Linked DNA regions of Homo sapiens: regions 1 and 2 are each linked to region 3. The links are chromatin loops, found by intact Hi-C in ENCODE. Cell type or tissue: OCI-LY7. All regions are shown on one strand. Region 1 overlaps HIP1 (huntingtin interacting protein 1). Region 2 has its middle 35 kb from the start of SPDYE5. Region 3 overlaps HIP1 (huntingtin interacting protein 1).

The links. Hi-C counts contacts between places; a loop is a spot of excess contacts. Peaks named below come from ENCODE experiments on the same cell type or tissue, not always from the same donor. Only the 100,000 strongest peaks of a DNase experiment are listed, where the experiment ranks them.
Region 1: a loop joins it to region 3, with 2.5 times the contacts of the local background. A loop is called at or near these places in 4 of 110 quality-filtered maps.
Region 2: a loop joins it to region 3, with 3 times the contacts of the local background. A loop is called at or near these places in 9 of 110 quality-filtered maps.

What each region holds. Positions count from the first base shown.
Region 1 is chr7:75,686,503-75,694,502 of GRCh38, forward strand. All of the region lies in intron 1 of HIP1 (huntingtin interacting protein 1), which reads right to left. Among named protein-coding and RNA genes, the nearest start is that of HIP1, 48 kb to the right of the region's middle. In OCI-LY7, CTCF peaks have their summits at 900 and 3,731 (motif pointing right); DNase peaks (open chromatin) are centred at 2,019, 3,269, 3,889, 6,009 and 2 weaker places; H3K4me3 peaks cover 3,460 bases; H3K27ac peaks cover 8,000 bases.
Region 2 is chr7:75,523,619-75,531,618 of GRCh38, forward strand. It overlaps the pseudogene PMS2P3. Among named protein-coding and RNA genes, the nearest start is that of SPDYE5, 35 kb to the left of the region's middle. RefSeq lists a silencer at 4,155-4,304 and enhancers at 4,421-4,715, 7,574-8,000. In OCI-LY7, no CTCF peak of the experiment used is centred here; a DNase peak (open chromatin) is centred at 4,593; H3K4me3 peaks cover 2,825 bases; H3K27ac peaks cover 1,028 bases.
Region 3 is chr7:75,616,841-75,624,840 of GRCh38, forward strand. The region is part of intron 1 of HIP1 (huntingtin interacting protein 1); the gene reads right to left. Among named protein-coding and RNA genes, the nearest start is that of HIP1, 120 kb to the right of the region's middle. RefSeq lists enhancers at 481-982, 6,347-7,300, 7,301-8,000. In OCI-LY7, no CTCF peak of the experiment used is centred here; DNase peaks (open chromatin) are centred at 1,231, 3,011, 4,481, 7,501 and 1 weaker place; H3K4me3 peaks cover 826 bases; H3K27ac peaks cover 4,033 bases.

The DNA.
Region 1 (8,000 bases), 70 kb after region 3:
CATGGAAGCAGACTCTGAGACAAGGATGTCAGCGCAGGGAGCTTATTTGGTATTTGGGAAGGGCCCTGGAAAATGCTGGAAGGAGATAAGGAAGGAGAGAGAGGGATTTTCTTATCAACTGATGACCATTTATTTTCCTTCTCTTTTCTCATTTTTTTTTTGTTGTTGTTTGTTTTTGAGACAGAGTTTCACTCTTTTGTCCAGGCTGGAGTGCACTGGTGCAATCCTGGCTCACTGCAGCCTTGACCTCCTGGGCTCAAGCCATCCTCCCCTCTTAGCCTCCCAAGTGGCTGGGACTACAGTGCAGGTGCATGCTGCTACACCTGGTATTATTTTAGTTCTTTTTTTTTTTTTTTTTTTTTTTGTAGGTACAGGGTCTTGTATGTTGCCCAGGCTGGCTTCAAATTCCTGGACTCAAATGATCCTCCACCCTCAGCCTCCCAAAGTGCTGGGATTCCAGGCATGAGCCACTACTCCCAGCCTGATGAGCTTTGCTATGTGTCTAAAAGGAAATTTGTTTTCTTTATCGAGCATTTCTGGTATTTGTGGCAGCAGGATTTTCTGTTCTGGTCTCTGAAGTTCATTAAGGAGAAAAGAGAAACAAATGGACATTTGTACAGCACTTGACAGTTTACAAAACATCCCTAATGAAAGGTAGTGGAACTTGGGTCGAATCCTCGACCACTCTGAGGCTGTTACCGAAAGTCTCAGGCAGCCCCTGGCCTTCCCTCCAGGAGTCTAGAGGCACCTCCCAGAAGCAGGAGCCAATCCCTGTGGCTGGCCCCCAGTACCTTTCTCATGTCTGAACTTTTTACAATAACTTCCCAGTTTATCTCCTTGCTGGTCTCTCTTGTTGCCACCTCTTCTTTATCCTGCTGTGAATATCTATTTTTCTAAAACACATCTGGGCCGGGCACGGTGGCTCATGCCTGTAATCTCATCACTTTGGGAGGCCAAGGCGGGAGGATCACCTGAGGTCAGGAGTTCGAGACCAGCCTTGGCAACATGGCGAAACCCCATCTCTACTAAGAATACAAAATTAGCCAGGCTTGGTGGCGGGCACCTGTAATCCCAGCTACATGGGAGGCTGAGGCAGGAGTATTGCTTGAACCCAGGAGGCAGAGGTTGCAGTGAGCCGAGATGGCGCCATTGCACTCCAGCCTGGGAGACAAGAGCGGAACTCCGTCTCAAACAAAACAAAACAAAACAATCAAACAAAAAACTCATCTGGCTCTTGCCAGTCTCTCCACCTTTAAAGTCTCTTATGACCCACAAGCTGGGCCCAACCTTCCTTCCCAGCCTCCTTTCCATGGTGCCTTCCTCTCTTCCCAGCCCCTACTCCTGAACCCTCCGTGTTCCCAGAACCTGGCTGTCTCCCATGCCTCCAGGCCTTTCCATGTGATGTTTTCACTGCTGAATTTTCTCTCTGGAGCGCTGGATTTTCTCTCTTGAGTCCTGGGCTGTAAGAGTTCTTCCAGGCTAGCCCATGTGGTACCACTTTTGTAAGCTTATCCTCCCCAACTAGAAAGAGGCCTCCTGTCCCCCTGAAGGCCACTTACCATCCCCTCCACACCTCAGCCACTAAACTCAGTCTACTTGTTAGTTAGGAGTCTCTCTCCTCCACTAAACTGAGGGCAAAGACTGTGGTTCTTCCCTCATCCTGGATGCAACACAGCACCTGCCCACACCACCAACACCCCTCCGTGGGCCACAATCCGGGAGGTGGGACCGCCCTTGTGAAGCCACCAGGGGTTCCTCCCCTGGGGCAGGGCAGGAGCTTGCAGAGCTGTTGGGTGGAGGGAAAGGGAGACTCCTCACCACACACGCAGAAGTCCCTCAGCCCTACAATGAGAGCCAAGGAAGAACGGCCGGGGGCGCGCCGGGTCCGGGCTCCCAGGGGAGTCCATCATGCTGCGTCTGCAGGGGGTGGGGGGGATGAGCTGTCGGTGGAGCCCCTCGACGGGTGGGGGACGGGCAGGCAGCCAAGCGCACAAGTGCAGCCCGGCTGACAGGAAGCCGCACTAAGGGGAGATCTGCTTGGGCATCCAGGACACAAAGCCCCACCTGTCAGGCCCCCCACGCACACCCTCCACCCGCCGTCCGGGTCTGGCCCCGAGCCCACCACCAGCAGCTGCCTACTCCCTTCCTCCCTCCCTCGGTGGCCTTTGGTCCTCTCCCGGGACAGCTGCACCAAACCAGCAGGTGGGAGGTTGTTTGCACGGGCCTCCCAGCTCTGCCCCCCAACAGCCAGCTTCAAATTCCAGAGCCTCCCCAGGAACCAGCAGCAGAGAGTGGCCCCGTGGCCCCGGCGTGTCCCTGACTTGGGTGACAAGCAGAGCAGCAGTGCTTCCTACTGACCAGCTGACCGGGGCTTTCATCAAGGCCCCCTTTGTCCTCTGAGGTCCCCTGGCTCAGGTCCACCCTGCAGCCACGCGCAGGACCCCTGTCTACTGCAGAGCCTCTGGGCAGCCTGCCGGCAGCCAGTCACCATGATGTGAAAGCAAACAAACAGAGTGTACGCCCAAAGAGAGACACAGGTGGGCCTCGATTTCTGCCTTATAATAAAGGTAGGGCGCGGTGGCTCATGCCTGTAATCCAGCACTTTGGGAGGCCAAGGTGGGAGGACCACTTGAACCCAAGAGTTGGAGACCAGCCTGGGCAACATAGTGAGACCCTATCTTTATTATAAAATTAAAAAAATTTAAAATATATTTAAAAATAGGCCGGGCACGGTGGCTCACACATGTAATCCCAGCACTTTGGGAAGCCGAGTCAGGAGGATCACTTGAGGTCAGGAATTCGAGACCCGCCTGGCCAACATGGTGAAATGTCGTCTCTACTAAAAATCCAAAAATTAGCTGGGTATGGGAGTGCGTCTGTAATCCCAGTTTCTTGGGAGGCTGAAGGAGGAGGATTGCTTGAAACTGGGAGGGGGAGGTTGCAGTGAGCTGAGATTGCGCCATTGTATTCCAGCCTGGGCAACAGAGCAAGACTCCGCCTCAAATAAATAAATAAAGGTAATATCAACTCACTGTAGAAAATTATTTATACATGCATACATGCACATATATATAAATGTGTGTTCATAGATATACATTATATGCATATATAAATAAAAATGTTGGCTGTGCCGTGGCATTCAAGGACACGCTCCTTGGAGTACAGTTTTCGACTGCAGCTGTGCCTCCACAAAGAAACCACAAGAACAAATCCAGGGGGAGGGCTATTGTTGAAAGAGGTACTCCGATACTTCTCCCTTAGGTATCTCTCTGAGCAACCTCAGCCAGGACTGGCTGTGGGACGAGGGATGTCAACTAAGTGGATTGTGAGGGGTGTGCTAAATGGCATTCAGCACAGAATTTACAAGTGGAAACCTTGTAAATAGTGTCATCGTCATTCGTCACTAGGCACACATGGGGATCTGCGAGCCCTGGCTCCCGGTCTGCAGCCCTGATGGCATGATTTGATTTTATTTTTTTTCCGAAAGAGGGTCTTTCTTGCTCATGCCTGTAATCCTAGCACTTTGGGAGGCTGAGGCGGCGGGGGATCGCTTGAACCCAGGACTTCAAGATCAGCCATGGGCAACATGGCAAAACCCAATTTTTACAAAAAAATTTTAAAAATTAGCTGGGCTTGGCGGCACATGCCTGTAGTAGTTCCAGCTACTCAGGAGGCTGGGGTTGGAAGATCGGCTGAGCACAAGGCTGCTCAGGCAGCAGGGGGTGGTGATTGCACCACTGCACTCCAGGTGACAGAGTGAGACTTTGTCACACACACACACACACACACACAAAAGGTAAAGGACTTGAATAGTCATTTCTCTGAAGAAGACATACAACTAGCCAATAAGCACACGAAAAGACGCTTAACATCATTAGCTATAAGGGAAATGCAAATTAAAACCACAATGAGATACCATTTCACACTCACTAGGATAGCTATAATTTTTAAAAACAGAAAATAACAGGTGTTGGCAAGAATGTAAAGAAACCGGAACCCTTGTACACTGCTGGTGGAAATGTGCAATGGTGTGACCACAGTGGAGAAGTTTGGTTATTCCTCAAAAAGTTAAACACAGGGCCGGGCGTGGTGGCTCATGCCTGTAATCCCAGCACTTTGGGAGTCTGAGATGGGTGGATCACCTGAGGTCAGGAGTTGGAGACCAGCCTGGCCAACATGGAGAAACCCCATCTCTACTAAAAATACAAAATTAGCCGGGCATGGTGGTGCATGCCTGTAATCCCAGCTACTCGGAAGGCTGAGGCAGGAGAATTGCTTGAACCCGGGAGGCAGAGGTTGCAGTGAGCCGAGATCGCGCCATTTGCACTCCAGCCTGGGCGACAAGAGTGAAACTCCATCTCAAAAAAAAAAGTTAAACGTAGAATTGCTATACGACCCAGCAATTCCACTCCTAGATATGCATGTGGAACAAGTGAAAACAGGTAGTCAAGTAAATACTTGTACAGGAATGTTCACAGTAGCACTATTCACAGTAGTTCCAAAGCAGCAAATGTGGATCGGCAGATGAAATGGATAAACGAAGGTGGTCTAATCCATGCAATGGGATGTTGTGCAGCCATTACGGGAATGGAGTTCTGATACATGCTCCAGTGTGGATGAGCCTTGAAAACATGCTAAACGAAAGGAGCAGGACACAAAAGGTCACACGTGTGTGATTCCATTTACATAAAACTTCCAGAAAAGGGCCGGGCATGGTGGCTCATCCCTGTAATCCCAGCACTCTGGGAGGCCCGGGCAGGAGGATCGCTTGAGGTCAGGATTTCGAGACCAGTCTGGTCAACATGGTGAAACCCCTGTCTCTACTAAAAATACAAAAAATTAGCCGGGCATGGTGGCACGTGCCTGTAATCCCAGCTACTTGGGAGGCTGAGGCAGGAGAATCGCTTGAACCTGGGAAGCAGAGGTTGCAGTGAGCCAAGATCAAGCCACTGCACTCCAGCCTGGGTGACAGAGTGAGACTCTGTCTCAAAAAAACAAAAAACTTCCAGAATAGGGCCGGGCGCGGTGGCTCATGCCTGTAATCCCAGCACTTTGGGAGGCTGAGGCGGGTGGATTACTTGAGGTCAGGAGTTTGAGACCAGCCTGGCCAGCATGGTGAAACCCCATCTCTACTAAAAACACAAAAAATTAGCCGGGCACCTGTAATCCCAGCTACTCAGGAGGCTGAGGCAGAAGAATTGCTTGAACCCGGGAGAAGGAGGTTGCAGTAAGCTGAGATCGTGCCACTACACTCCAGCCTGGGCAACAAGAGCAAAACTCCGTCTCAAAAAACAAACAAACAAAAAAAACTTCCAGAATAGGCAAACCCATAGAGACAGAAAGAAGACTAGTGGTTGTCAGGGACTGGCAAGGAGGGGACAGAGGAATAGGGAGTGACTGTGTGATGGGCACTATGGTTTCTTTGCAGGGGGTGGGGAGGGGTGAAAGTATCTTGGAACTACACAGAGGTGGGGGCTGTACAACACTGTGGAAGTCCTGAATGGTGAACTGCACCTTTTAAAATGGTTAATGATTAATTTTATGTTGTGCAAGTTTTACCTCAATTACAACCAACCAACCAACTGCTAGGCACAGCTTCTAATAAGCAGCCAGCAGTTTCCAGTTTCCGTTGTCTCCCCCCGTCCCAATTCCACTCCCCAAAGGCAGTCTTGCTTTTTAACCTCTTTTCCCTTCTGGCCAGTAATGATAAACTTGATATTTTCAATTAATATATCTGCATTCCTTTTTCTTTAATTATTTATTGATTTTTTTTTAAGGCAGGGTCTTGCTGTATTGGCCAGGCTGGAGTGGAGTGGTTTGATCATAGCTTACTGCAGCTTCCAACTCCTGGGCTCAAGCAATCCTCCTGCCTCAAGTCTCCCAAGCAGCTGGGACTACAGGCACACACTGCCATACCTGGCTAATTTTTTTTTTTTGAGACAGATTCTTGTTCTATCACCCAGGCTGGAGTACAGTGGCGCGATCTTGGCTTACTGCAGCCTCTGCCCCCCAGGTTCAGACCATTCTCATGCCTTAGCTTCCTGAGTAGCTGAGATTACTGGCATGAACCACCACGCCTGGCCAATTTTTTTTTTTTTTGTATTTTTAGTAGAGATGAGGTTTCACCATGTTGGCCAGGCTGGTCTCAAACTTCTGGCATGATGTGATCTGCCCGCCTTGGCCTCCCGAAGTGCTGGGATTACAGGCATGAGCCACTGCGCCCAGACACTTTATTAATTTTAAATATTACCTAAGTACTTTCTATCATGACAGATACGACATAATTCTCTTGGATATCCTATCATCTCTCTTCCCCATCTTCTGAACAAGAGTTACACAAATATTTTAGTAAATAATCAGTGTATAAATTATGACGATGCAGCCGGGCATGGTGTCTTATGCCTGTAATCCCAGCACTTTGGGAGGCTGAGGCGGGAAAATCACTTGAGGTCAGGAGTTCGAGACCAGCCTGGCCAACATGGCGAAGCTTGATCTCTACCAAAAATACAAAAACTAGCCAGGCGTGGTGCTACGCGCCTGTAATCCCAGCTACTCAGGAGGCTGAGGCACGAGAATCACTTGAACCAGGGAGGCAGAGGTTGCAGTGAGCCGAGATCATGCCACTGCACTCTAGCCTGGGTAACAGAGCGAAACCCTGTCTCAAAAAAAAAAAAAAAATTATGATGCAAATTGCAAACGGCATTCGAAACAGGACTAAGTGAAAGACTATGCTTACATTTCCATTCTTGTTCAATGTGTTTTTCTTGGAGTAACTCCTTTGTTGTTTTATTTGTACACCTTCCTTTGTGCCACAGACATTCTTTTCCCAAATATCCCATTGTTTAAGGCATTCTGCGGGGCGCCTGGTTTCCAGGAGGCACCCCCCACGCCAGTGCCCTTGGTACCGCACTCACTTCTTCTGGCTGTCATCTTCTCTTCCTCTTGTCTTGCCGAAGTGTGCCCTCCAGGGAAAAGGATTCATGGAGATACATTTTTTTGCACCTTGAATTCTCTGAAAATGACTTTGCTCTGTTTTCACCCTTTACTAGTTGTTTAGCTGGGTATGAAATAACAGACTAAAATGATTTTCTGGCCAGCGCGGTTGCTCACATGTGTAATCCTGGCGCTTTGGGAGGCCGAGGTGGAAGGATTGCTTGAGCCCAAGAGTTCAAGACCAGCCTGGGCAACGTGGCAAAACCTCGTCTCTACAAAAAATACAAAAATTAGCCAGGCATGGTGGCGCTCACCTGTAGTCCCAGCTACTCGGGGGAAGGGAGGGAGGGAGGGAGGGGGAGAGAAAGAGAGAGAGAAAGAAAGAAAATAAATCACTCCCTGCACTGCACCAATGCTGATGACAAGCAATATCTAGCATCCAGTGTGGCTCTTGAAAAGTTCAGAACTATCCAATTCTCTTTTCTTTTTTTTTTTTTTTTTTGAGATGGAGTCTTGTTCTGCCACCCAGGCTGGAGTGCAGTGGTGCAATCTCAGCTCCCTGCAACCTCCGCCTCCCAGGTTCAAGTGATTCTCCTGCCTCAGCCTCCCCAGTAGCTGGGATTACAGGCACGTGCCACCACACCCGGCTAATTTTTATATTTTTGGTAGAGACGGGATTTCACCATGTTGGCCAGGCTTGTTTTGAATTCCTAACCTCGTGATCCACCCACCTCGGCCTCCCAAAGTGCTGAGATTACAGGCGTGAGCCACCGCGCCCGGCCCCAATTCTCATTTCTTTACTAGATGCCTGTTTTTCCTCTTTGGACGCTTCTGGAATCCCCTCATTAACCCTGGTGTTCTAAAATTTCACAGTGCTACACCTTGGTGTATCCTCTGTCATTTATTATGCTGGGCATGCGTGGTCGGCAGATGTGTTTCTGGTTAATGTTCTTGCACAACTTCATTTCCTTACCTCTATTGTCTGTTTTCTCTTTTTGCCACTCCAAATACTTTCATACTGAACCTTCTAGATTGATTCTTTCTTTTTTTCTTTTTCTTTTCTTTCT
Region 2 (8,000 bases), 93 kb before region 3:
CCTAGCACTTTGGGAGGCCAAAGTGAAAGGATAACTTGAGGCCAGGAGTTTGAGACCAGCCTGAGCAATACAGTGAGAATACATCTCTAGGCCAGGAGCAGTGGCTCACGCCTGTAATCCTAGCACTTTGGGAGGCCGAGGCAGGCAGACTGCCTGAGCTCAGGAGTTCGACACCAGCCTGTGTGACACAGTGAAAGCCAGTCTCTACTAAAATACAAAAAAAATTAGCCAGGTGTGGCAGCGTGCATCTGTAGTCCCAGCTACGTGGGAGGCTGAGGCAGGAGGATCGCATGAGCCCAGGAGATTGAGGCTGCAGTGAGTTTTGATCACATCTACACTCCAGCCTGGATGACACAGCAAGACCCTATCTCAAAAAAAGAAAAAAAGAAACAAAACAAAAGACTTCACCATTTAAAGACAAACAGAAATACTTACAGATGAATCTTTTTAAGAGCCAAGAAAAGAGAGACTCCATGGAGAAAATATCAGTTTCGAAGTAACGGATGTCAAAGGCAGACAAAGGGTCCTGTGAGGAAGGGGCTAGGAATTGCCCGCTGGATTTGACTGCAATTAAATCACTGGTCATCTTTACTGACTGACTCAGCAAAGTGAAAAGGACAAAACGAAAACACTGAGAACTGAAATGAGAAACAGAAATGAGGAAATCTTCACAAGAGAGTAACTGTTTGTATTGTTTGCTGTGCAACCCAAACAAAAAGACGAACAAATATCTGAAGGATGATCATGTCATTCATTCCCCCCATGATCTAGGACTCAACAGTAAAAACAGAATTCTGTTTACTTGGATCACGATATTTCCGTCCCTGGAAAAATTATATGCACCAAGTTCTCCTTGGGCAGCAGGCCCTCTGCTTACATAAGCACCAAGAATAAGCCATAAGTCAGTAATTTAATGGTTGTTGTTAGGAAAGCTATCCACAATTATATCAACTTGAATGAAGAAATTTTTCCAAGTCCTAGAAAATCTTTTAAATCCACAAGTAACAAAATTGGTTTCTCCTTATAATCAATGCAAATCATGTCATGGATGGTGATATGGTTTCAGTTTGTGTCGCCTCCCAAATCTCATATTCAATTGTAATCCCCAATGTTGGAGGTGGGACCTGGTGGGAGGTGATTGGATCATGGGGACAATTTCCCTTTTGGTGCTGATACTGAGTGAGTTATCACAAGATGTGGTTGTTTAAAAGTGTGTAGCGCCTCCCCCTCCTTCTTCCTTCTCCTCTGGTGATGAAGATGTACCCGCTTTTCCTTCGCCTTCCACCATGACTGTAAGTTTCCTGAGGCCTCCCCAGCCATGCTTCCCATGATAGAGCCTGCAGGTGTGAGCCAATTAAACCTCTTTTCTTTATAAATTACCCAGTCTTGGTTATTTCTCTATAGCAGTGTGAGAATGGACTAATACAGATGGCATTTTCCTTTTGTGATGACTGCCAAGAATGTCAGTCCTGGGTGCGGCTCAATTTCAACAGCCTTAAAATATACTACCCATACATACAAGCTTCACAAATCATTTTTGGTGCTGATCTGCCACACTAACTATATTTTACAGGATAATGTCTATTTCCACATTCCCATTTTAAAGTATGAATCCTGGCTGGGCGTGGTGGCTCATGCCTGTAATCCCAGAACTTTGGGAGGCTGAGGTGGGAGGATCACCTGAGGTCAGGAGTTTGAGACCAGCCTGGCCAACACGGTGAAACCCCGTCTCTTCTAAAAATACAAAAAATTGGCTGCGCACGGTGGCTCACGCCTGTAATCCCAGCACTTTGGGAGGCCGAGGCGGGTGGATCACAAGGTCAGCAGATCAAGACCACGATGAAACCCCGTCTCTACTAAAAATACAAAAAAAAAAAAAATTAGCCAGGCGCAGTGGCGGGCACCTATAGTCCCAGCTGCTCAGGAGGCTGAGGCAGGAGAATGGCGTGAACCCAGGAGGCGGAGCTTGCAGTGAGCCGAGATCACGCCACTGCACTCCAGCCTGGGCAACAGAGTGAGACTCCGTCTCAAAAAAAAAAAAAAATTAGCTGGGCATGGTGGCGCATGCCTGTAATCCCAGCTACTCTGGAGGCTGAGACCGGAGAATCGCTTGAACCCAGGAGGTGGAGGTGGCAGTGAAGCAAGATCATGCCACTGCACTGCAGGCTGGGCAATAGAGCAAGACTGCATCTCAAGAAAAAAAAAAAAAGTATGAATCCTTACAAGCCTCTTAAAATGCATCATAAAATAAAGTTGAGGAACATATATACAAGCAGGAAAACTCACCTGCAATGTGTTCATTTCCTGTTGCTCTTGGAAACATGCAGAGACTGTGGCTGATAGACCTAGAGGGGCAGAAGCAGGTCACTGAAGTCATGAGGGCTCCGGCCTGCAAAGGCAGAAATCTCCTGCATTACGAACCACAAAAGAAAGCTCAAATAGGTTAACACCCTGTGAACACTCAGCTGCAAACACTCAGAAGGGCCTAAAAGAGTGATACAGGGTTTCACCACATTGGCCAGGCTGGTCTCGAATTCTGGCCTCAAGTGATCCACCTGCCTCGGGCCAACATGGCAAAACCCCGTCTCTACTTAAAAATAGCAAAAAAATTAGCCAGGCATAGTGTCACATGCCTGTAGTCCCAGCTACTCAGGAGGCTGAGGCACAAGAATCATTTGAATCTGGGAGGTGGAGGTTGCAGTGAGCGGAGACCACGCTGTTGCACTCCAGACTGGGTGAGAGATACTGTCTCAAAAAAAAAAAAAAAAAAAAAAAAAAGTGATAGGGGAAGCATGCACTTGTAACTTTGTAACTCTAAGATAATCAGATAGTAATTAGGTGAGTTAAGACTCTCATGGGTAACATGGTCTGCCATCAAGTACAACGTGCAAAAAGAAAAAAATTTCCCATTATACAGCTCATGATTTTTGTGGTTTGTTTGCTGAGACAGGGTCTCAATCTGCCACCCAGGCTGGAGTGCAGTGGTGCATTCACGGCTCTCTGCAGCCTCGACCTCCTGGGCTCCATCCATCCTCCCACTTCAGCCTCCTGAGTAGTTAGGACCACAGGTGCATCCCAGCATGCCTGGCTGCTTTTGTATTTTTTGTAGAGTCAGGGTCTCCCTATGTTGCCTAGGCTGGTCTCTAACTCCTGGTCTCAAGGGATACTCCTGCTCTAGGCCCGCAAAGTGCTGGGATTACAGGTATGAGCCACTGCATCCGGCCCGCGTTTTCTTATTGTCTCTCTAAACTGCTTAAAATCAAAGAAGCCATAGGAATTGAATATGTGAGCTCTCAGAAATGAAATGAATGTGTATAAAATATGGTTTTGTTTCTAAATTATCTAACTGAACTTGGTTATTGCTGCACCTAATAATCTTCTATTAAGAAAACTAGGATACGGGAGAAAGAGCACTGGCCTGGGAGATAAGACTCCTGAGTTCTACTATGAGTAATTCCATCCACAAAGCCAGTGACCTGGTCAAGTCACCCACCTGCTAAGGCCCAGTCTCTTCCCCTAGCAACTGAGGCAGCAGGAGAGAATCCCTGCAGGCTGTTCCTGCATTACTACGATTCTCCCAGGGCAGATCTAAGGGGCGAATCAGCAGACACTTAAATGAGAGAACAGAGGTGCTGAGGGACGTTTAGAGGCGGTCGAAATCTGGAGCACGGAGAGGAGGAGGAAGGGCTGTTAGGGGTTAGCGGGGAGTGGAGACGACGTCCGCAGCTGAGGGTGGTGACACCCTCCACGCCCCCGTAAGCCTCGTCCTCCCAGATCTTCCCATGCAGCGCCTGTTCCGTGCAGCCGGACCCTGCCCTCGAACCCAAACACACGTCTCTCCTGCAAGCGATCGGGACCCTCCCCCTGCCCCACACTCAAAGGTCCCCAACACACGGTGACTTCACCCAGGCCCTTCTCGCTCTGGGCCCGAAAATCCCAGACTTACCCTCCTGGGGCTCCGCAGCCTCTGCCCCCCGGCTCCCGAGAGGCCGGGGCGGGGCTGCTGTCGCTGGCGCGCGCGTCTGCTCGCGAGGTCCCCTCCTGTCCACCTCACCAAGGCTGTTCTGCTCCCGAGGGGCCCGGGCCGGGCCTACGGGGCAAATCCAGGCGGGTGTCCTTCTGGGGGCCCAGATCCGCCTCCCTGGGGCTCACCATACAGCGACGGCCTAGTCTAGGCCGCCAAGGACACATACGGGCCAGGCCCGGGTCCCGCCGCCCCTTCGCCTCCGCCGCCACTTCGCCTCCGCCGCCACCTCAGCCGACTCCCTCCCGGCCCCTCTGGCCCCAGCGCCGCCGACTCCGGGGCTCACGCTCCGGGGTCCCCGCTTGAGCCTCCACCCGGCCCGCGCGAACCCTGGTCTGCACAGCTCCGCGTCCGCCTAGGTGCTGGCCCGGGCGGTCAGCATCCAGCCCCGCAGGCTATGCGATGCTCGTCCACTGCAGGCCAAACCCTAGGAACGAGAGCAAGCGGCGACCTGAAGACTCACAGGAAGCGAGGGCAGTGCGGCGGCAGCGCGCATGCCCGAACACGCACGCCGGGAGAGGTGCACACGCGCAGGAGTGCACCGGAAGTCCGCCTCCCAGGGCCCACTGCTGGTCTCCGGACAAGTACTGGACTCTATTTCCCATGAGCCTATGCGCCTCACAAGTTTAGGGGCGGTTTTAAATGTCTCTACCCCGCCTAGAGGATAAGAAACTCCAGGCTATGAGCTTTGGCAGCCCTGAACACCGGACTGAACTTCACGTTTGTCTTTACTCCCTTTTAGTCCAGGGCTGCCTTACTGGGTCCTGGAGCCCAAGTCCTCTGGGTTAGAACCGAGTTTCCCATAAGGAGAAGGAAAGGAAAGGGTGTCTCTTGGTCACTGCGCTGAAATGCTAAGAGAAGTTTCACTCAAATACTAGGACAGGATAAATGCCCAGCGATGCTTTCCAAGGAACAAAAAGAAAAAAGAACTTGTAGCCGGGCGCGGTGGCTCACGCCTGTAATCCCAGCACTTTGGGAGGCCGAGGCGGGCGGATTGCGAGGTCAAGAGATAGAGACCATCCTGGCCAACATGATGAAACCCTGTCTCTACTAAAAATACAAAATTTAGCTGGGCTAAATTCGAGTTCTCTCGAATTCCACTTTTGCTCAGTTTTTCTTTGTCAGCACTCATTGTCAGGAGTGTTTAAGTGCTGTACCTGGATCCACTCACCTCAGCCTCCCATGTTGCTGGGACTACAGGTGTGCACCACCACACCTGGCTATTTATTATTATTATTTTTTGTAGAGATGGGGTCTCCCTATGTTGCCCAGAGTGGTCTTGAACTCCTGGACTCAAGTGATCCACTCACCTGAGCCTCCCAAAGTGCTGAGATTATAGGTGTGAGCCACTGTGCCCGGCCAACTACTGTTCTTTTTAAATTACCAGGTCTCAGGTACTGTTAAAGCAGTACAAATGAACTAAGAAACTGACTGTAGTAAAAATACATTAAACTTGGTTATTTTATTTTTTATTTATTTATTTTTATTATTATCATTTTTTTGATATGGAGTCTCACTCTCTCACCCAGGCTGGAGTGCAGTGGCGCGATCTCAGTTCACTGCAACCTCCACCGCCTGGGTTGAAGCAGTTCTTCTTCTGTCTCAGCCTCCCGAGTAGCTGGGTTTACAGGCGCCCACCACCACGCCCAGCTAATTTTTGTATTTTTAGTAGAGACGGGGTTTCGCCATGTTGGCCAGGCTGGTCTTGAACTCCTGACCTCAGGTGATCCGCCCACCTCGGCCTCCCAAAGTGCTGAGATTACAGGCGTGAGCCACTGCACCCATCCTAAAGTTGGTTATTTTATTTATTTATTTATTTATTTATTTATTTATTTTGAGACAGAGTTTCGTTCTTGTTGCCCAGGTTGGAGTGCAATGGCGCGTTCTTGGCTCATAGCAACCTCTGCCTCCCGGGTTCAAGCAATTCTCCTGCCTCAGCCTTCCGAGTAGCTGGTATTACAGGCATGCGCCACCACGCCCGGCTAATTTTGTATTTTTAGTGGGGGGGTGGGGTGGTTTCTCCATGTTAGGCTGGTCTTGAACTCCTGACCTCAGGTGATCCACCTGCCTCGGCCTTCCGAAGTGCTGGGATTACAGGCGTGAGCCACCGTGCCTGGCCTCAGTTATTTTAAATAGAGAAAATCCTCAAGGCTCCATTATGGACCCTTTTCTTTTCTTGTACTCTTTCCTTCTGTTATGGCTTTAGGTACGATTCAATTCCCATGACCTCTGACTTCTCTGAGTTAAACTTTGCATCTTCATGGGAATGTTTCAAAGGCAACTCAGCTGAGGCCAGGTGTGGTAGCTCACACCTATAATTCCAGCACTTTGGGAGGCAGAGGCAGGATGATTGCTTGAGGCCAGGATCTGGAGGCTGCAGTGAGTTATGACTGGGCCACTGCACTCCGGCCTGTGTGACAGCGCAAAATCTCCTGTCCCGGACTTTTTTTTTTTAAAAAAAAAAAGGCAATTCAGACCGGATGCCGTGGCTCACGCCTGTGATCCCAGCACTTTGGGAGGCTGAGGTGGGACGATCACTTGAGGTCAGGAATTCGAAACCAGCCTGGCCAACATGGTGAAACCTGGTCTCTACTAAAAATACAAAAAGTTAGCCGGGTGTGGTGTCGGGCGCTTGTAATCCCAGCTCCTTGGGAGGCTGAGGCAGGAGAATTGCTTGAACCCTGGAGGTGGAGGTTGCAGTGAGCTGAGATTGTGCCACTGTACTCCAGCCTGGGCAACAGAGTGTAGATTCTGTCTCAAAAAAAAAAAAAAAAAAGCAATTCAGCTCAAAACATAGTATCATAATATCTATGCTGAGCCTGGCCTTCTTCCAGGTAGATGGCACCACTAATTTCACAATCCAGAAACCCAGGACCCCTCCCTAAAAGCTCCTTCCCTAGCCCCCTTCTATGTAACCCAACTCCTGTCTGTCCATGTCCATTTTACCTGCCATGTGTCTCTCTGGCCTGCCATTTCTCCTGTCTCTCCTGCTACTATCCTGTCTCACATGCCATCACCCTTTGCCTGGACTATGACAATAACTTCCTTGTCGGTTTCCCCTGTCTACTCCAGCTCCACGCCACTCTGTCCTCCATACTGCAACCAGAATGGTCTTTTCAGAATGCAAATCTCATCATGTCACCCCTTTGCCTAAAGCCAATCAACCGCTTTCCCTTGTCTGCACAATTGAATAGACCTTTTATTTTTTATTTTTTTGAGAGGGAGGCTTGCTCTGTTGCCCAGGTTGGAGTGCAGTGGCGTGATCTTGGCTCGCTGCAACCTCTGCCTCCCAGGTTCAAGCGATTCTCGTGCCTCAGCTTCCCGAGTAGCTGGGATTACAGGCGCATGTCGCCACACCCAGCTAATTTTTGTATTTTTAGTAGAGATGGGGTTTCACCACGTTGGCCAGGCCGGTCTCGAACTCCTGACCTCGAGTGATCCTCCGCCTTGGCCTCCCAAAGTGCTGGGATTACAGGCATGAGCCACTGTGCCCAGCCTAGTAGAGCTTTTAAAGGACAGTTCAAGATGGTTTTTTTTTTTTTTTTGAGACAATGTCTGACTCTGTCGCCCAGGCTGGAGTGTGCAGTGGCACCATCATAGCTCACTGCAACCTCTGCCTCCCGGGCTCAAGCAATCCTCCTGCCTCAGTCTCCCAAGTAGCTGTGACTACAGGCATGTGCCACCACACCCAGCTAGTTTTTTGTATTTTTTGTAGAGATAGGGTTTCTTCATGTTGCCCAGGCTGGTCTTGAATTCTTGGACTCAAGTGATCCACCTGCTTGGGCCTCCTAAAGTGCTGGGATTACAGGCATGAGTCATTGCGCCCGGCCTATGCTTTAAATGGAGCAGGCTCACTTTGGCATTCTGTCACTGGGAGCAGAAAAGCCCAGCTGCAGGCAAGTGTCCCCGTCTTTGGTATTTATCCAGATCACCTTCCCACTGAGCAAGGTGATCCCACTGGTTCTTTGATCTCCTT
Region 3 (8,000 bases):
GAGGTATATGTCAGGCACAGTGATTGATCTAACTGATGCTGGGAACAACAGTAACTACATTTAGATGACTATTTTTTTTTGTTTGGACAAGGTCTTGCTCTGTTGCCCAGGTTGGAGTGCAGTGGTGCAATCATGGCTCATTGCAGCCTCGACCTCCTGGGCTCAAGCAATCCTCCCACCTCAGCCTCCCAAAATAGTTGGGAGCACAGGTGCATGCCACCACACCCAGCTAATTTTTTTTTTTTTTTTTTTTGAGATGGAGTTTTGCTCTGTCACCTGGCTGGAGTGCAATGGCGTGATCTCAGCTCACTGCAACCTCCGCCTCCCCGGCTCAAGCGATTCCCTTGTCTCAGCCTGCCAAGTCGCTGCGATTACAGGCACCCACCATCACTCCCGGCTAATTTGTTTTGTAGTTTTTAGTAGAGACGGGGTTTCACCATGTTGACCAGGCTGGTCTTGAACTCCTGACCTCAGGTGATCCTCCTGCCTCGGCTTCCCAAAGTGCTGGGATTACAAGCGTGAGCCACCGCACCCAGCCACTAATTTTTTATTATTTGTAGAGGTGAGGATCTCCCTGTGTTGCCCAGGCTGGTCTCGAACTCCTGGCCTCAAGCCATCCTCCTGCAGCGGCCTCCCAAAGTGCTGGGATTACAGGCGTGACCCACCGCGCCCAGCCTCAGCCTGGTTCCTTGCGTGAGTCTTGGTTTCTTGGTCTCCTTTTCCCCGTATGCCAGCTGCCTCCCTCCATAAGAGAACATCTGTGATGACCTTCGGGGTGCCCACTTAGGCTTTCAAAGGGGCCTGGAATGTAGGGCACAGGGTAAGAGACTCGGACACCAGGCCTTGGGGAAAAGGAGAAGCGGGCCCATATGCCCTCCTCTCACCCACAGGGAGCTGTGGCTTCGAAAGGGGCTCCTCCCTTGTAAGGCTGCTGCTCCTGTCGTCATGGAGGAAACCTTGGTTCTGCTTCCCTAGCACCCCAAACTGCAAAGTCACGCTGGCAGGTATTGCACCCAGAGGGCTCATTCCCCATTCATCATAGTCACTGGTTGGGCAAGTCACCCTCCCTAGAAAGCGCAGCCTTGGGTAAATCCACCAGACATATCCTGATCTTTCACTATTCACAGAGCCAGACTGGAGTGGCCTTTCGTAATGGCCCTGGCCAGAGCTCCCGGGGGAAGCCTTCCGGATAGGCAGCTTGTCAGCAAGAGTGGGAAACCCTGGGCTGCGCCCTCCCCACAAACCACCAGCATTGCCCAACTTCCTCTCTTCATGCCCTCTACCACCCTCTCGTTGCCCCAGCTTTCTTTCTTTCATTTTTTTTCTTGAGACACAGTTTCACTGTCACCCAGGCTGGAGTGCAGTAGTGTGATCTCGGCTCACTGCTACCTACCTCCACCTCCTGGGTTCAAGCGATTCTCACACCTTAGCCTCCCGAGTGGCTGGGATTACAGGCACGTGCCACCAACTCTGGCTAATTTTATATTTTTAGTAGAAACAGGGTTTCACCATGTTGGTCAAGCTGGTCTCAAACTCCTGACCTCAAGTGTTTCATCTGCCTCAGCCTCCCAAAGTGCTGGGATTACAGGTGTGAGCTACCACACGTGGCTAATTTTTGTATTTTCAGTAGAGATGGGGGTTTCACCATGTTGGCCAGGCTGGTCTTGAACTCCTGACCCCAGGTGACCTGCCCTCCTCAGTCTCCCAAAGTGCCGGGATTACAGGCATGAGCCACCGCACCCAGCTGTTTCCCCAGCTTTCTAACAGTGAGGTTAGTTTTGTCTCTTCTCTTTTATTAATATACTGCTACTTATCTCCAATGATCTGAAGACTCAAGGTGGGTGATGCCTGACTTACAGGAGATCCCCCAGCACGGGAACCATCCCTTATCCAGCTCTGGGTCTCTTGCAGTGTCCAATTTCTAGAAGTGACCTTTCTGTCAAGTGAATGAGCCAAGCCCCAGCCACATCCCAGCACTAGAAAACCTGATGCCTCTCCCTTGAGCACATCCTTTTTTTTTTCTTCCAAGTTTTTTTGTAGAGATGGGGTTTCACTATGCTGCCCAGGCTGGTCTCAACCTCCTGGGCTCCAGTGAGCCTCCCACCTTGGCCTCCCACCCAACATCCTTGACATCCCACCTTTTGTTCTATTTCTGCAGGAATCGCTGTGTGTAGAAAGAAAGCCTTTGGTCAGTGGTTCCCAGACTTGGCTAGGCCGGGATATCATCTGAGAATCCTGTACCCCGAGTTTGTACACACACCCCTAGATTCCTTTGCTCCACCCCCAAATTGGACTCATTTGGGCTCGGAAGGGCCCATGGCACTGTTAATTCAGGTGATGTTACAGAAGAACATTGTATGTCAGAGTCTAAGAAAAAATTCAGCTAAAAGTAAAAACAGTGGCCGGGCACAGTGGCTCATGCCTGTAATCCCAGCACTTTGGGAAGCCCAGGTGGGCGGATCACTTGAGGTCAAGAGTTTGAGACCAGCCTGGCCAACATGGTGAAACCCCATCTCTACTAAAAATACAAAAATTAGCCAGGTGTGGTGGCGTGTGCCTGCTGTAATCCCAGCTACTCGGGAGTCTGAGGCAGGAGGATTGCTTAAACCCAGAAGGCAGAGGTTGCAGTGAGCCGAGATCACTCCAGCCTGGGCGACAGAGCAAGACTTTGTCTCAAAAAAAAAAAAAAAAGAGAAGAAAAACAGTAACAAAAAGGAAGAATGAGAGCAAAGAATAAAGATGGTGGAAATGTGAAGAATGAAGTCAGTTTCTCAGCTCAGACAAGTATACCTTGATGTAAGTAAATTTTTTTCTGGAAAATGTGAATTGCCACTAAGGCCAAATTAGGAGATTATTATTCATTTCACAGAAGACATTGGCATTCGATACCCTTAAATAGCAATCTCCGTTAGTACATTTAAGAGAGGATTCAGTTTACAGAAGTGTGATTTATACAAAACCACATCTGTTACATAAAGCTCAGAAAAATAGCTCTCCTCCCATGTCATCTTGCTAACTATAGAACTGGCCCAGTATAGATGGTCACCTATTTTCTTCTAAAAGATACCACCCCTGCTCTCTGTCATCTATTTCTGTTTCACCGTGATCACGGGTAACAGATTCTTAGGGGCCACCCAGATCTCTCTCTGGTCTTCCCTAAACTCAGGGAACAACTGCTCTGAATTGTTTTCATATTCACTCATTCATTCGACATATATTTCTGGAAGGCCTATCATATGCCTGGCACTACTCTAGAAATACAGTGAGGGTGCGGTGGCTCATGCCTGTAATCCCAGCGCTTTGGGAGGCCAAGGTGGGTGGATTGTTTGAGCCCAGGAGTTCAAGACCAGCTGGGGGCAACATGGTGAAACCCTGTCTCTACAAAAATACAAGAAATTATCCAGGCGTGGTGGTGCATGCTTATAGTTCCAGCTACTTGGGAGGCTGAGGTGGGAGGATCACCTGAGCTCAGGAGGCAGAAGTTGCAGTGAGCCAATATTGCGCCACTGTACACCAGCCTGGGCAACAGAGCAAGACCATGTCTTTAAAAAAAAAAAAAAAAAAGGCCAGGCACAATGGCTCATGCCTGTAATCCCATCACTTTGGGAGGCCAAGGTGGGTGGGTCACTTGAGGTCAGAAGTTCGAGACCAGCCTGGCCAACATGGTGAAACCAGTCTCTACTGAAAATACAAAAATTAGCCAGGGGTGGTGGTGCATGCCTGTAGTCCCAGCTACTCGGGAAGCTGAGGAACAAGAATTGCTTGAGCCTGGGAGGCAGAGGTTGCAGCGAGCTGAGATAGCACCATTGCACTCCAGCCTGGGTGAAAGAGTGAGGCTCTGTCTCAAAAACAAACAAACAAACAAATAAATAAACAAAACCAAAATAAAACAGCAAGGAACAGAGATGACGATCTCTGTCCTCACGGAGCTTATATTTTAGCAGGGGAGACAAGCAGTAAACAAATCGGATGGCGAGAGGTGCTATGGAAGAAAGATAAGGGCAAGGATAGGGCTGGAGTGTTCTAGGCAGCATTATAACCTCCCAAAGGGTCACTGAGAAAGGCTGTACTGAGGTGACAGAGGGATACAGACTTTAAAGTGACGAGAGGCTGGCGTGGTGGCTCACACCTAAAATCTCAGCACTTTGGGAGGCCGAGGAGGCAGGACTGCTTGAGACCAGGAGCTTGAGAACAGTCAGGGTGACATAGCAAGATCCTGTCTCTACAAAAAAATTTAAAATGAAAAAATTAGCCTGGCTTGGTGGCAGAGGTGGGAGGATGGCTTGAGCCCAGGAGTTTGAGGCTGCAGTGAGCTACGATAGGGCCACTGCACTCTAGCCTGGGCAGCAGAGTGAGACCCTGTCTCAAAAAATAAATAACATGAAGAGGAAGTGAGCCTGGTACACACCTGGGGGAAGAGTTCTAGGCACACGAGCAGAAGCCCAGCTGGCAGGCGCGAGGAAGTATGGCTAGAGCCGGAAGTCAGGGGCAGGAGGGGCCAAATCCCTAGAGGCCTCGTGGCTCATGGTGAGGACTGACCTTTGTTCCACATAAGACTGGGGCCACTGGAAGTGGTTTTGTTTTTTGCGGTTTTTGGTAAAGACGGGGTCTTGCCATGTTGCCCAGGTTGGTCTTGAACTCCTGGCCCCAAGCGATCCTCCTGCCTTGGCCTCCTAAATTGCTGAGATTAACAGGTGAGCCAGTGTGCCTGGCCTCCCTGGAAGGTTTTGAGCAAAGCGGTAAAACGATCTGATTCAATAGGATCCCTCTGGCTGCTGTGCTGAGAACAGACTGCAGGGACCAGTGTGGCTGCAGGGACCACAGTGAAGACTCTGCTGCCTTCAATCAGGACAGAATTGATGGTGGAGGCAGAGGAGGTGTCGAGACGTGGTCGGTCTCTGAATTTATTTTGAAGCTAGAGCTGATGGGATTATCTGATGTTCTGGATCTGGGGTGTGAGGAAGGAAGGAGTCAAGGAGAACATCGTGATGATTTGCCTGAGCAACTAGAGGGACTGAGCTGCCATTAACAAGCTGGGGGGACCCATGGGAGAGTTGGTTTGGGGCTAGGTTAGACATGACACACCCACCAGGTATCCCAGTGGAGCTGTGGGTGAGCAGTGGGCTGTGCCGCATCTGGAGTTCAGAAAAGGTCTAAGCTAGGCCAGGTGTGGTGGCTCACACCTGTAATCCCAGCACTTTGGGAGGCCGAGGTGGGCAGACCTCTTGAGGCCAGTTCGAGACCAGCCTGGCCAACATGATGAAACCCTGTCTCTACTAAAAATACAAAAATTAGCCAGATGTGGTGGTGCACGCCACCCAGCTGACTCGGGAGGCTAAGGCAGAAGAATTGCTTGAACTCAGGAGGTGAAGGCTGCAGTGAGCTGAGATCATGCCACTGCACTCTAGCCTGGGTGATAGAGTGAGACTCTGTCTCAAAAAAAAAAAGAACAGGTCTGAGCTACATTTATAAATTTGGACGGAATGTAAGAGTGGATAAGAGCACCAAGGAGTGAGTGCAGATGAGATGTCTGGGGACAGCCTGAGGACACCCCGACGTTCAGGAGAGACAGGAGGCCAGGTACGGGCAGTGGCTCATGCCTGTAATCCCAGCACTTTGGGAGTCCAAGGAAGGAGGATTGCTTGAGCCCAGGAGTTCGAGACCAGCCTGGGCAACACAGTGAAACCCCGTCTCTACCAAAAATACAAACATTGCAAGTCTTAAAACCTGGTCTCTAAATAAATAAATAAGGATAGGAGGGAATCAGTGATGGAGATAGAAAAGAAACAGCCTGTGAGGTTGGGGGAAGCCAGGAGACTGTGGCACCCTGGAAGCCATATGAAGAAATGCATTTTGACCGGGCATGGTGGCTGGTGCCTGTAATCCCAATGCTTTGGGAGGCTGAGGCAAGAGGACACTTTGAGCCCAGGAGTTGGAGGCTGTAGTGAGCTATGACTGCGTTACTGCACTCCAGCCTGGGCAACAGAGCAAGATTGTCAAATAAATAATTATCTATCTATCTATCTATCTATCTATCTATCTATCTATCTATCTATATATTTTTTAAAGGAAATTGGCTGGGTGTGGTGGCTCACGCCTGTAATCCTAGCACTTTGGGAAGCTAAGGCGGGCAGATCACCTGAGGTCAGGAGTTTGAGACCAGCCTGACCAACATGGTGAAAGCCTGTCTCTAATAAAAATAAAAAATTTAGCCAGGCGTGGTGGTGCGTGCCTGTAATCCCAGCTACTCGGGAGGCTGAGGCAGGAGAATCGCTGGAACCTGGGAGACGGAAGTTGCAATGAGCTGAGATTGTGCCTCTGCACTCCAGCCTGGGCAACAGAGCGGGACTCCATCTCAAAAAAAAAAAGCAAAAAAAAAAAAAAAAAAAGGCTCTCCCCCTCTGATGGTAGGTCGAGGAGAGAAAGGGGAGGCTGGGAGCTGGAGGCAATGAGTGCTCTACAGGGTTTCTGCTGTGAAGAGGGACAGAGAGAGAGGGCAGCCGCTGGGAGGAGGTGGGCTCAAGGTTTTCTTGTTTCCAGTGGGAGACATAATAATGCATTTGCATGCGCATGAGGAGAGGACGGGAGAGTGGCAGGGATGGGAATGGGGCCTGGTGCCCAGCAGGAGGGCAGGCTGGGCCAGATCCCACAGTACAGACACAGACGGAGGCAGACATGTGGGTGAGGGCAGTGCCAGTTTTCACAGATCGTCTCTCTTCACAGTGAAACAGGAAGCGAGGTCAGGGCTGAGAGCTCAGGATTTGAGGAATGCACAGGATGCCTGGAGCTGCACTCAAGGACCAGGCAAGTGGCACTTGGAGAAAGGAACTAAGCCAGCCTCCGCCTCCTCTTCTCCAGCCCAGTTCTCCCCAGAGCCTCTCCCTTGTCCTCAAACCAACTCTTCTCCTCCTCCTCATTGCCTTTCTGGCTTGTAAAGTGTTTGAGGCTGGGCACAGTGGCTCACGCTTGTAATCCCAGCACTTTGGGAGGCCGAGGCGGGAGGACTGCTTCAGCCTAGGAGTTTCAGACCAGCCTGGGGAGTAGTGAGACCCTATGTCTACAAAACATCAGAAAATTAGGGTGTGGTGGCTCATGCCTATAGTCATAGCTACATAGGAGGCTGAGGCAGGAGGATCGCTTGAGGGCAGGAGGATCACTCGAGCTCTGAAGGTCAACGCTGCAGTGAGCTATGATCGTGCCACTGCACTCCGGCCTGGGAGACAGAGCTGGACCTTGTAAAAGAAACACACGCACACCTCCAAAGCACAGACCTCGCTGATCTCAGGTCAGAACCAAAGAAAAGAGATGGAGTGAGCGGTGAGGCTGTGGTTACACTCTGGAGGCCACGGAATCAGGCAGGCAGAGGCGCTGATGGATACTCCCTGCTCTGGACCCAGGGAGTGAGAACAAGCTGGGGAGGATTTGCTAATCAGTTTTCTAAAGTGGAAAGAGAGGTTGTTGCTAATTCCGGAGGTGGATTTCATCATCGGCTGCACGGCTGTGACGTGACTTCCTCAGAAAGCAAAGCTGCCAGAAACTCTCCCTTCTACTTCTTCTGTCTTTGGGGTGAAGAAGAGCCCTTCCTTAGGGGAGTGGGGGGAAAAAGAGCTATGAGATTCAGAAGTATAGGGGTGTTGGCCGTGGGGGAGTCATCCAACAGGCCCCAGGCAGGGTAAGCCCCACCGAAGCCTCCAGGCCTGACAGCCTACTGGTCTCCTGGTGGCCACAACGTCACTGGAAGCCCCCTTTCTAAAGCACAGCTCCAATCATGTCAGAAACATCCAGGGCTTACGAGGAAACTGCTCCACTCCCTGGCCTGGCACTCAAGGCCTGGAGATCCGGCCCCCACTTGCCTTTCCAGTCTTAGAATTCATTCCTGTCCTTCCCTTTCCCAAATACGTCCTGTCTAATTTGACCCTCATGCCTTCTCTTCATGCCACCTCTCTAACCAAGATTAACTACCCTGCCAAAACCATCTCCATTTATTTAAGTTCCATCAT